Regions from separate parts of the Homo sapiens genome. Here all the other regions are linked to region 3. A link is a loop called in an ENCODE intact Hi-C map of the cell type or tissue named here. Cell type or tissue: GM12878. All regions are shown on one strand. Region 1 overlaps TOX2 (TOX high mobility group box family member 2). Region 2 holds the start of LOC105372625 (a long non-coding RNA gene). Region 3 overlaps LOC101927200 (a long non-coding RNA gene). Region 4 overlaps TOX2 (TOX high mobility group box family member 2).

Region 1 (2,500 bases), 250 kb after region 3:
GCAACCAGAAGGATGGAGTGGCCATTAGCTGAGGTGGAGAAGACTGTGGGAGGGGTAGGTTCTCTCTTAAATGTGTTAAGTTGTTTGAGGTATCAATTAACATCCAAAGGGAAGGACAAATAACAGTGGGCTATATGAGTCAGCATTTCAGGGGAAGGTCTGGCTCGGTGGTAAGAACTGGAGCTCAGCAGCATACAGATGGTCCATAATGCCATGAGTCTGGATGAGAGCACCAGGGAGTGAGTGTGTTTAGAGGAGGGTATAAGATCTGAGCTCTGGGAATGTCATCATCAATAGATTAAGGAGAAGAATGGGAACCAACAAAGGACATACAGAATGGCCTGTGATGTTGGCCATGGACAGAAGAAATGGCCTGTGATGTTGAAGGACCAATATCTCTGGTGTCCCAGAAGCCAAGTGAAGAAGTTTGTTCCCAGGGAGGAGGATGAACTAATTATATCAAATTCCACTGATAAGGTCAAGATGAAGGCCAGATGAAGACTGAGCATTGGCCACTGGATTTAGGAAGATGGAGGTCATTGATGACCTTCCCAAGCAGTTTTGGTGGAAGTGGGATGAAAACATGATTGGAGTGGGTTTAAGAAAGAACGAGTGGAAATGAAGAGGTAACTCTTTGCAGATTTCCTGTAAGATTTTACTAATATTTTTAACTGGCAAAGCTCTTACGACTTAGCATCTCTTTCTATATTTTCATGAGGATGCCAGTGGTAGAGAGAAAATTAGGCACCATGGAACGGCCAATTCTACTGTAGGAAAATGCTGGGTTTGGAGTCACAAGACCAGGGTCTGAATCACAACCAGGACCTACTAGCTATGTGACACCTCTACTCTCTAAGCTCCATGTCCCTCATCTGCAAAATGAAGATAATAATCACTTCTCTACAGAACACATATGAACTAAATGGAGAAGGTACATGGACATGCTGGGCTCAGTGCCTGGCACATAGTAGGTACTCAGGACAAGTTGTTTAGTGTTCAGTGTCATGCATGTAGGATTTGATTGCATTCAGAAGAGGCATGTTCATGTTTGCGTGCTTAGTTATTTTTAAGTGTGCTAATTGCCTCTTTAAGTGAATTGTCATAATTGTGTGATTCCAATATTTTGATACAGCATATGCTTATTTTTTCAAAAGGCTTCTGGTCAATTGGGCCGGTTCCAGTGGATTGAAGTTTTGTTTTTTGACTGAAAGGAATGGACTTGAGCAGTCAGTTAGCATTCACTGGGCACCTTCTCTGTGCCAGCACCTGCTCTGTGCCAGCACCTATTTTAACAGTGCTGAGGGACAGGGAGGGAGGTGTCGGTCAAAACACATGAACAGCAGGTGGCTGAGGGGCGTGTAGTATGCTGGGAAGGAGAGCTGTGGTTTGAAACTAGAGCCTGGGACATTCCCCCATTTCCCGTGCCCATTTATTGTGTTGTAATGAGTCATTACTGTGCACTGTGCTAGGCACTGAGGACAAGAGAGTTAAAGGACTTCCCCAAAGACACAGAATAAGTAAACAGCAGCTCACTGGCTCAGGATCCTCATTTATGAGTGTTCCTAACTCACACAGCACAGGTCTGAGCACCACAGGGTGATGTGTGTCTTCAGCCTGACCACCAAGATGGGCTGGGGGCCGATTGCCTTTAGGTGGCAATAAGCCACAGATATCATATCACCCCAGAAAGTAGAGTCCCACTGCCAGCTTTCCAGTTCAGAGTCGCCACCTCCAGGAAGCCTTCCCAACCCCTCTGCCCATTCTAAGGCAAGACTCTACTCCTTTGATGCTCCCTATACAATTCCTTGTGTGTGTCCCCCATAGTATCATAATATTCATGACCACCTGCAACCATTTTGACTCTACTTACCTTTTGCTTGTGTCCCTGTCCCCCATATCCCAGTGTGCTACTGTTTGCTTATTCTGTGTCCTTGGGGAAGTCCCCACCATCTCTGAAACTCCAGATGAGGGCAGCAAGGATAGCAATAACTAACGCTGACATCACTCACTGTGTGCTCAACATTGCCCTGAGAAACTTACATGTTATTGATTCATTTATTCTTTATAGCAGCCCTGTAGATACATACTGTCATTACCTGCTTTCTCACACATGAGGAAACTGAGGCACAGAGAGGGTGTTTTAGTCTGTTTTGCATTGCTATAAAGGAATACTTGAGACTAGATCTTTTACAAAGAAAAGAGGTTTAATTGGCTCATGGTTCTGCAGGCTGTATCAGCATGGCACCCACATCTGCTCAGCTTTTGATGAGGCCTCAGGAAGCTTTTACTCCTGGGAGAAGGTGAAGGGGGGAGCAGGCATGTCACACGGCAGGAGAATGAGAGAGAGAGAGGGGAAGAGGTGCCAGTCTCTTTAAACAACCAGCTCTTGCATGAATGAATAGAGCAAAAACTCACTCATTACCACAGGGAGGGTCCCAAGCCACTACTGAAAGATCTGCCCCATGACCCAAACACTTTTGGCTCAGCCCCACCTCCAACA
Region 2 (2,500 bases), 73 kb after region 3:
TGACATAAGACCATGAGCACTATTGGGTTGGCCTTCTGTCTGTGTCTTTTTCCCACTGGGACTTTAGGAAAAGCTCTTGTTTTCCTCCCTGCCTCCATCTCTCACATGTGGGTGCTCTTTTGGTAGGTTTTTGAGTAGCCCTCTAGCCAGGCCTCGCGCAGGCTCCTGGACAGATAGCTGAACTGGATGCTGCTGTTTGAAGCAATTCTGGATCATTTGTTTGGACTGGATCTGGATCATGAGTGGAGACACCTCTATTCACTGTCGAATTAATGGAGTCCACACAATGCAGGATCTGAGGTCATCCAGTCCTGACTGCCTCCCAAGACTGAAACCCTCTCTAAAACACTCTGCCCAAAGGTCATCTGACCTCTGCTTGTATACCTCCAGTGACGGGGAACTCACTACCTACCTCAGCAGACAGCCAGACCATAGATGGTGCTCTTATTGTTAGAAAGCTCCACTCACATTGCATAACATTGCAGGAACAACCTGGATTCACGCTGTGGTGGGAAAAACTCACACTGGGAGTTGAGATTCCTGGGTATGAGATTGGGGTCACTGTGGTTAAGTCCCATCCCCTTGAAGGGTTTCAGTTTCTTCGCTGTGAAGAGCACTTATCTCTGGTTCCTTTCACCACTAACATTCTGATGTATTTTCTAATTTAGCCACCTATTCTAGAGGAGCAGTATTGAAGGGCTTGGGGAAACCGAGTGCTCTCTAAGTGTGGCCCTCACCATCCTTCCTGGTGCGCTATCTCCAGCCGTGCATCCGAAAACATCCCAGTCTGCCCCTGGCCTCTGCATGGAGCCTGACCCCCAACACAGACCTCTCAAGAGGTTCTGGATTCACTGGTGCTGCTACAGCCCTGAGCAAAAACACAGCTGTTTCGTTTACCACCCCACCCCAACATAAGCTGTCCTCAGACTTTACAAAGACTTAGGGATTGCACAGTCCACAAGACTTTCAATGCCTTTGCCCTGTATCTCAACTAACTTTCAAATAGAGGGACCTTCTTATAGGAAGAAGAAGGAAAAATCAAGTGGAAAAACACCTTGATCAGGTAATTGAAGGAGAACTGGGGCTCAGGCTGCCACTTGGTTTGGAAAGGGTGTGGAGGTGGCTAATCTGGCCCTGGCCTAAGAGCAATTCCAGGCTGGCGGGCTGGACCGCCTGTCTCCATAGCAACTGTTGTTATTGGTAACTGAATAACCATTTCCTAGAACAGCGGCTGGAGCTGCTGATGGTTTTCCCTTCTACTTGGAAGCGAGAGGAGCCAGGCTCTTTGCTGATTGATCCTAAGTGCTGAGCTCTTTGCTGATTGGGATCTTCACTTGATATTGGGCAAGCTGAAGCCACCCTTCTGTTTTATCTCTGACCTCTGCCAGCAGAGAGGGTGGGACAAACTGACTTAATGTCTATTTTCCGGCTTCCTCTGAGAGGTTGAGAAAGGTGCTCAAGGGCATTTAGCTAGCAAGATCTAGAACTTGAACTTTGCCCTGTCTGATTCTGAAACCCATGCTCGTGACCACATGGCTGTTCTGACTCTGTCCCATTCCTCTGAGATCTCATGAAAACCTGATTAGCCCTTTCTCATGACACCATGAGCTGTCTAATTATTTGTGAGGACAGGTAGCATCTTACAGTGATCCATGGTCTGCACAAAGGCTGTTCTAGAAGCTGTCTTACTTGATTATCCTGCAGTGGTGTCAGTGGGACCTTAAAATGCTGTAGCCCTAGAGTTATTAGGGTCATGCTCACTGAGGCCATTGCCTCAAACTTCCTGCTCTCCCCCTGCACTCTCCCTCCATCCTGGGGAGTGATAGGTGGTGGAGCAGACCTGGCTACAGGAGTGAATTCCAGATCACTTTCATGGAGGCACTTAGGCTATTGTGTTTGTTACCAAGCCAAAGGAGCTTGCTGCCCAATGCACTAGAAGCCAATACTATGACACTGGGTTTTTGAGAAACAAAAAGCTTTTTAAGTCGACTAACAAGGAGACAGGAGTCCGGCTCAAATCTGTCTCCCTGTGCTGGCTTTCAGTCATTTCATTAAAAAAGGTTGAGGGGGTAGATTCTGGGATTAGCGGATGATTGGTGGAAGGAAAGGGGAGGTCTGGAAAGTCCTCGGGCACGCGCAGTTCTCTCTCTATGCTACCACATGTGCAAATTTGCGGGGAGTGTTCATGTGGAACAGGCAGTGTTTCCTGTTTCCAGACCAGGCAAGGTGGCTCACAAATGGCTCTACGATCCAGAGAAAGTCAGCAGGGAGGGTTGTGATTTGTTATTATGAAAAATTAACAAATTACATCCAAAATGTGTTTAACTCCTATTCCCTTTGAAAAGGATCTTTGGGTACCTAATTGACATATTTTAAGAGACATATTGGCTAGTTAGACATCAATTGACATCCTCATTAAATATCAATTAACACATATCCTAACGTAATATTTAATTAGCTTGCTGTAGCTATTCTTTTAAAAGTCAATTAAATGCTTGGC
Region 3 (2,500 bases):
TGATAACTAAACCCTTACCATGTGTCCCTTCTGTGTGTGGAGATATAGTGGTGAGCAACACAGACAGCGTCCCTGCCCTCCTAGAATTCATGCCTGTGTGGAGGAGCCAGATAGCAGCAAATAATCCCTCAAATATAAAATTACATGTTAGGCTGAGCGCAGTGGCTCACACTTGTAATTGCAACACTTTGGGAGGCCAAGGTGGGAGGGTTGCTTGAGGCCAGGAGTTCAAGACCAGCCTGGGCGATATAGCAAGACCCCATCTTTACAAAAAATTTAAAATAAAATTACAATTTATAGGAGCTGCCTTGAAGGAGGAGGGATTCATAGGGTGCTGTGTGGATGAAAAGAGCTCTAGGAACCTGAGGATGTGAAGGATTCTTCCCTTAGGAAATTATGCTTGAATTGAGATCTGAGGGTGAGAAGGAGTGAACCAGGTGGAGTCAGAGGGAAGAGTGTTTCAGACAGAGGAAACTCATGTGCAAAGGCCCTGAGGTGGAAATGAGCTCACTGCCTTGGCAGAAGAGTGTGGTTGGAGCAGGAAGGAAGAGAGGGACTGGCTAGACCTGGGGTGTGGGCAGTAGACAAGGACCAGTACCCTCAGGTTCTCAAATTTCCCATCTTCAAATGGGGCAACAAGAGAACCATCTATCTTGCAAAGAGGATAACATGTAATGATGAGCCCAAAGCATCTAATGTAGTGCCTGGTACACAGTTGGTGTCAATATTGGGGGTGGGGGTGGATCTGGGCAGAGGGTACAGCCTGGTTAGAGAGCTGTGGGGAAGCACTGGGCAACTGCGGGGACCAGAGCTGTCTTGGCCACCTGCAGGGACCAGCTGAGAAGTGTGTTTAACCACAGTGAACATTACCGTTGGCATCGCTGTCTTGTTGAAAACAAAGTGAAATTGGAGAACATACTGTTGTCTTGAACTAGGCCAAGATGACTAATTATTAGACTCACTTTTGAAAGGTTACCATATACAGACATGCGCTGAGGTGGAGAGAGGAGAGTTTGGAAATCTGATTCATTCTGAAACCCCAATAGATGGAACTCTTGCTCAGTTTCTGAGCATAATGACTGTGAACATTCGGTTTAACGCAGCTGTCACCACAGGCAAGGTGCAAAACAAAATGTTTCGTACCAGCTCCTTGGAGTGTCATGGGGCAGCTCATGGCAGCCCTGGGGAGATCTCTGCTAGATGGTGAAGGGTGTGCAACGTGGGTGCTGGTGTTGGGGAATTGAGGGGACGCCAGACCTCAAATCTGGGATCTGAGTCTGAGGGATGGCTTTGCCACAAGTGGACCATGTGGCTTAGGTTAACTTCCTCCTTTCTTTGGGCCTTAGTTTCCTCATCTGGAAAATGAAGGGCTAGACCAGATGCTCTCCAAGAACTTCTCTAGTTTTGTTGTTCTATGGCCTTTGCTGGTGGTGTGACTTTGGATGTTACCTTCAGCTCCTGGGTTTTAGTTTCCTTTTGAGCATTTTAGAGTTCCCCAAGAGTGTTGGTTTATTTCACTCCCCATTTGCTGCCCCCACCAATGAAGTCTAGCGACTCGAAATCTCCTTCTCCAGACTCCACTGAGAACAAACCACCCTAGTTCCTTGCCCTGTGGGTCAGTGGTTTAATCTGGGGATGCGTGAGTCCCTTGGTCCTGTCTGGAGATGCATAAATCCACTGTGGCCCGATGTGGGGATTCCAAGTCCTTGAGGTCTAATCTGGGGATGCATGTGGTCCAGTACTCACAGACCCAAGGGGGCCTGAAGGCACCTGGACCCTTCAGGAAGTCCTGTCTCTGGGACTTACAAGGGAACATTCGTGAAGCTGGTATCAGGGCTGAACGTGGATTGGGGCTTTCTGAGGGCCAAGTGCAGGCACTCATTTCCTTCTCACATTATTCCCACCTCTGAGGGGCAGAGGGTCTAAGTAATTTTCCCAAGGCCACACAGGGAGCAAGGGGCAGAGGTGGCATGTGTGCCCAAGCCTGTTTGATTCAAACTGTCGTTAACTTTGGAAACTGACCCCACCATCTCATTTATTTCTCACAACAAATACATCCATTAACAGGTATCAAGGCTTAGAGGCTTCATAGCAAAACAGAGTGGAGACCTGGTAGGTAAGCAGGCAGCTTCCAGATTTCTCCACCCAGCCCCCACTTCCTGGCCAGGAACTGGAGGCAGGGAAGTTCCATTGCCCATATAGCTGCATGACTTTTCATTTGCCCGTTCCTGTGGTCAGACTCAGTGGTGTGAGACTTCCTGTGGTTGAGCCGAGTGATGCAAGAACGTCGCTGTGCAGGGCTGTGGTCCTACACCGTCCACTTTATTGGTTGTCTAAGACATCTTCAATGGTAAAATGGGAAAGGCATAGTTTTTGTCCTGAACGTTGTCCTTACACCTAAGCCAGACTTGATCAGATGCCACATGGGGCGTATCCTCCTGAGCATCCCACGTCTACCGCCTGCCTTGGATGTCTGACATCAAGTATGTAAGTGCTTGTG
Region 4 (2,500 bases), 320 kb after region 3:
CATTTCTGACATGCCTGAAGTGAGATTCTACATGGGTGGGTGGACTCAGCTCAGCAAGAATCCCTTCCCTGCACCCCAAGCAGGTGCAGACCCTCCTACCCCAGCCCTTTCCTGTCCCTAAGTTTCCTTCTCAAAAGTCAGAATACTTAGGGTATGTAGGGGAGTGTCACACAATGTCCAAGCCTCCTGAGGCTTGCCCATCACATCCAGCATGGAGGTCAGACCCCAGCAGGGCCGTATTTTAAAAACATAAAAAGCACCTGTCCTCCCTTAATTCAGTTTGAGATTTACAAATTCCTGTGATTAAAAACCCATGTGAGAGCAATGGTGACATCGGCGTGCGCCTCGATGAAAGACAGACACGCTACTGCCCTTTCACCCAGAGCTGAGGACCGGGTGGTCCCCTGCTGGGTTTCCGGGAGGGGTTTGGTTCTGCTTGGTGTAGAGGTGGGTGGGGGTGGGACTTGCAGATGCAAGTCCCTCATTCAGCCACAGAGGGGCAGCTGAATCCAGGGGTGGGGGTGGGGCGTACAGTGCAGGGGTCCTGGTGCTCCCCTGGCCCGGAGAGGTACCCAACAGCTTTGACAGCCCCTCCTCTCTCTCACAGCCTGCTCCCCAGGGACAAATCGCTCTACCTCACCTAATCCCGCCTCCCTACCATCCCTGAGGCTCGCTGGAAGGCACTGCTCAGAGCCTGAAGGGCTGACAGCAGAAAAGAGGCCCTGGCCAGAGGCAGGGTGGCCCATCGGAGAGAGCAGTGACACACCCATTGCCCGGGGGCTGAGTCTCTTCCTCAACCTCCCACCAGACTCTGCAGAGGCAGCCCACTGCCCACCACCAGCCCAAAGAACCTGCAGGAACCTTCCGCCCGCTGACCTGCTTGCTCCAGGGTAACTGTGGACCCTGTCCTCGCCCTGCGCACGGTACCCTATGTCTGGACACCCGGCCCCAGCTCCAGCCCCAGCCCAGGTGGGCCGCCCCTGGCGGGGTCGCTTACCAACGGACACCCACCCCAGATGCATGGGCCAGAGGGCCGGCCCCCGGCATAGATGTGCACATCGGTTTTCCAGTGTGAACAAAAGATTACGAAACCTAGAAACTGTTGGTTCCGTGTAAGTAGTTGACTACGTGTTTTAGAACTGTGCTGAAGACATCTGTAAGACTATTTTGTGGGGGAAAAAAGTAGTTTCCTTTAAGGTAAAAAGCATTTTATATGATCCTTAGCACATTTTTAAGTTTTATCTTAAGGGAGACGCGCACAAAAGCGGCTGCCAAACCGTTTCGTCATCCTCACAGCAAGGACCGGACGCTTGCTAGCCACCCCGGAGCACTGCTCTCCTTTTAATCATGTATTCATCTATTTTAAATTGCCGGCGACGACTTTTGTCTATTTATGAAGAAACCTTGAGAACGAAGTTACAGCTTATCCTACCGTGTGTGTGGTTTTGGGGTTTCGTTTGGGTTTGGGTTCTTGACGTCGTTTGCAGCTGTTTCCTGGCCCTGGCGAGTGTCTGTCTTGGTGCCCAGTGCTTCTCTCAAATCTCTTTATAATAAAACTTCTGAAAAGCTGAAAACAAGTCTGTGTCTCCTTGCCCTTGGTGAGCCAGGGTTGAACCCCCTAAAGTGGCATAGAGCCCCTCGGGCCAGACGGACACGGGTCAAAGTCTTGCCTGACCTTTACCAGCCCATGTGGGTTTGTGTGTGGGTGATGGGACCACTCTGACCTCAGTCTTGCCCTCTAAGGGGGTAACAGTGGTCAGACCCGTAGGGCTCTTGCGACGATGAGAAGGGGTGTGGGCAAGAACGCCGCCACACAGGAACTTGCATCAGCTGGTGACAGTGGCGAGCCCTTCCTCTGGAGGATGGGGCCACCCAGGCTTGTGGAGGTGAGCAGTGGGAATCCAGGGAGGAGGCCAAGGGGTTTTTCAAACCTGAGTGTAGGAAGCATCCCAGACAGGGAATTCTTTAAACCAGATTTCCCAGCAGATGTTAGATGGTGATACTAACAACGACAGCAAACAACAACAAAAGGCAAATAATAGTTGACTGTTTTAACTACATCTGGAAAAATACCAATTGCCTGGTGGGAGGCTGCAACTCTTGCACCCTGTGATGCAGCCATTTTGAGGTGGGGACAGGTGCCCCCGCTCCCAGCCAGGCTCGGGACCGAGACAGAGGAGCCCCCACACTCAGGACAGCTCTCCCAGCCTCTCACTCTCCAATCACGGTAAACCCCCTCCTTCCAGATGACAGCCCAGGAGTGGGGTGCAGTTTCCCCACTGGAGGGCATTTTGTAATCCACTTTAGAAAAATAAAATAACCCCAAACCAGCCACCTGCCGTCCCGTCAGCAGCAGCACCGCAATGTGCAGCATAAATATTTCATGTGGTTACAATTTCCTTTTCTATGTGGGGCTTGTCAGTAACACGACGGCTTAGACAGTTTAATATTCAACTCTTGCTTCCATGTTTGTGAAAACAGCATCACTGGGATCCACGCA

Evidence for each region. A loop is a pair of places that touch in the nucleus more often than their neighbours do. Peaks named below come from ENCODE experiments on the same cell type or tissue, not always from the same donor. Only the 100,000 strongest peaks of a DNase experiment are listed, where the experiment ranks them.
Region 1: a loop joins it to region 3, with 8 times the contacts of the local background. A loop is called at or near these places in 4 of 110 quality-filtered maps.
Region 2: it touches region 3 in a loop (8-fold over the local background); 6 of 110 quality-filtered maps call a loop at or near these places.
Region 4: a loop joins it to region 3, with 6 times the contacts of the local background. A loop is called at or near these places in 20 of 110 quality-filtered maps.

Annotation. Positions count from the first base shown.
Region 1 is chr20:44,000,426-44,002,925 of GRCh38, forward strand. All of the region lies in intron 2 of TOX2 (TOX high mobility group box family member 2), which reads left to right. Among named protein-coding and RNA genes, the nearest start is that of TOX2, 87 kb to the left of the region's middle. In GM12878, no CTCF peak of the experiment used is centred here; a DNase peak (open chromatin) is centred at 1,426.
Region 2 is chr20:43,823,666-43,826,165 of GRCh38, forward strand. LOC105372625 (a long non-coding RNA gene) reads right to left here and starts at 1,260. Exons shown (of 3, transcript XR_936740.4): 1 at 1,055-1,260; 2 at 413-540. RefSeq lists an enhancer at 1,954-2,063. In GM12878, no CTCF peak of the experiment used is centred here; DNase peaks (open chromatin) are centred at 1,516 and 2,168; H3K27ac peaks cover 384 bases.
Region 3 is chr20:43,750,446-43,752,945 of GRCh38, forward strand. The region is part of intron 1 of LOC101927200 (a long non-coding RNA gene); the gene reads left to right. Among named protein-coding and RNA genes, the nearest start is that of GTSF1L, 25 kb to the left of the region's middle. RefSeq lists enhancers at 1,018-1,217, 1,408-1,477, 1,978-2,057. In GM12878, no CTCF peak of the experiment used is centred here; DNase peaks (open chromatin) are centred at 986 and 2,256; H3K4me3 peaks cover 1,367 bases; H3K27ac peaks cover 2,420 bases.
Region 4 is chr20:44,068,043-44,070,542 of GRCh38, forward strand. TOX2 (TOX high mobility group box family member 2) reads left to right here. Exons shown (of 9, transcript NM_001098797.2): 9 at 608-1,574. The coding sequence ends at 644. Among named protein-coding and RNA genes, the nearest start is that of JPH2, 120 kb to the right of the region's middle. RefSeq lists an enhancer at 1-379. In GM12878, no CTCF peak of the experiment used is centred here; a DNase peak (open chromatin) is centred at 1,459; H3K4me3 peaks cover 967 bases; H3K27ac peaks cover 1,019 bases.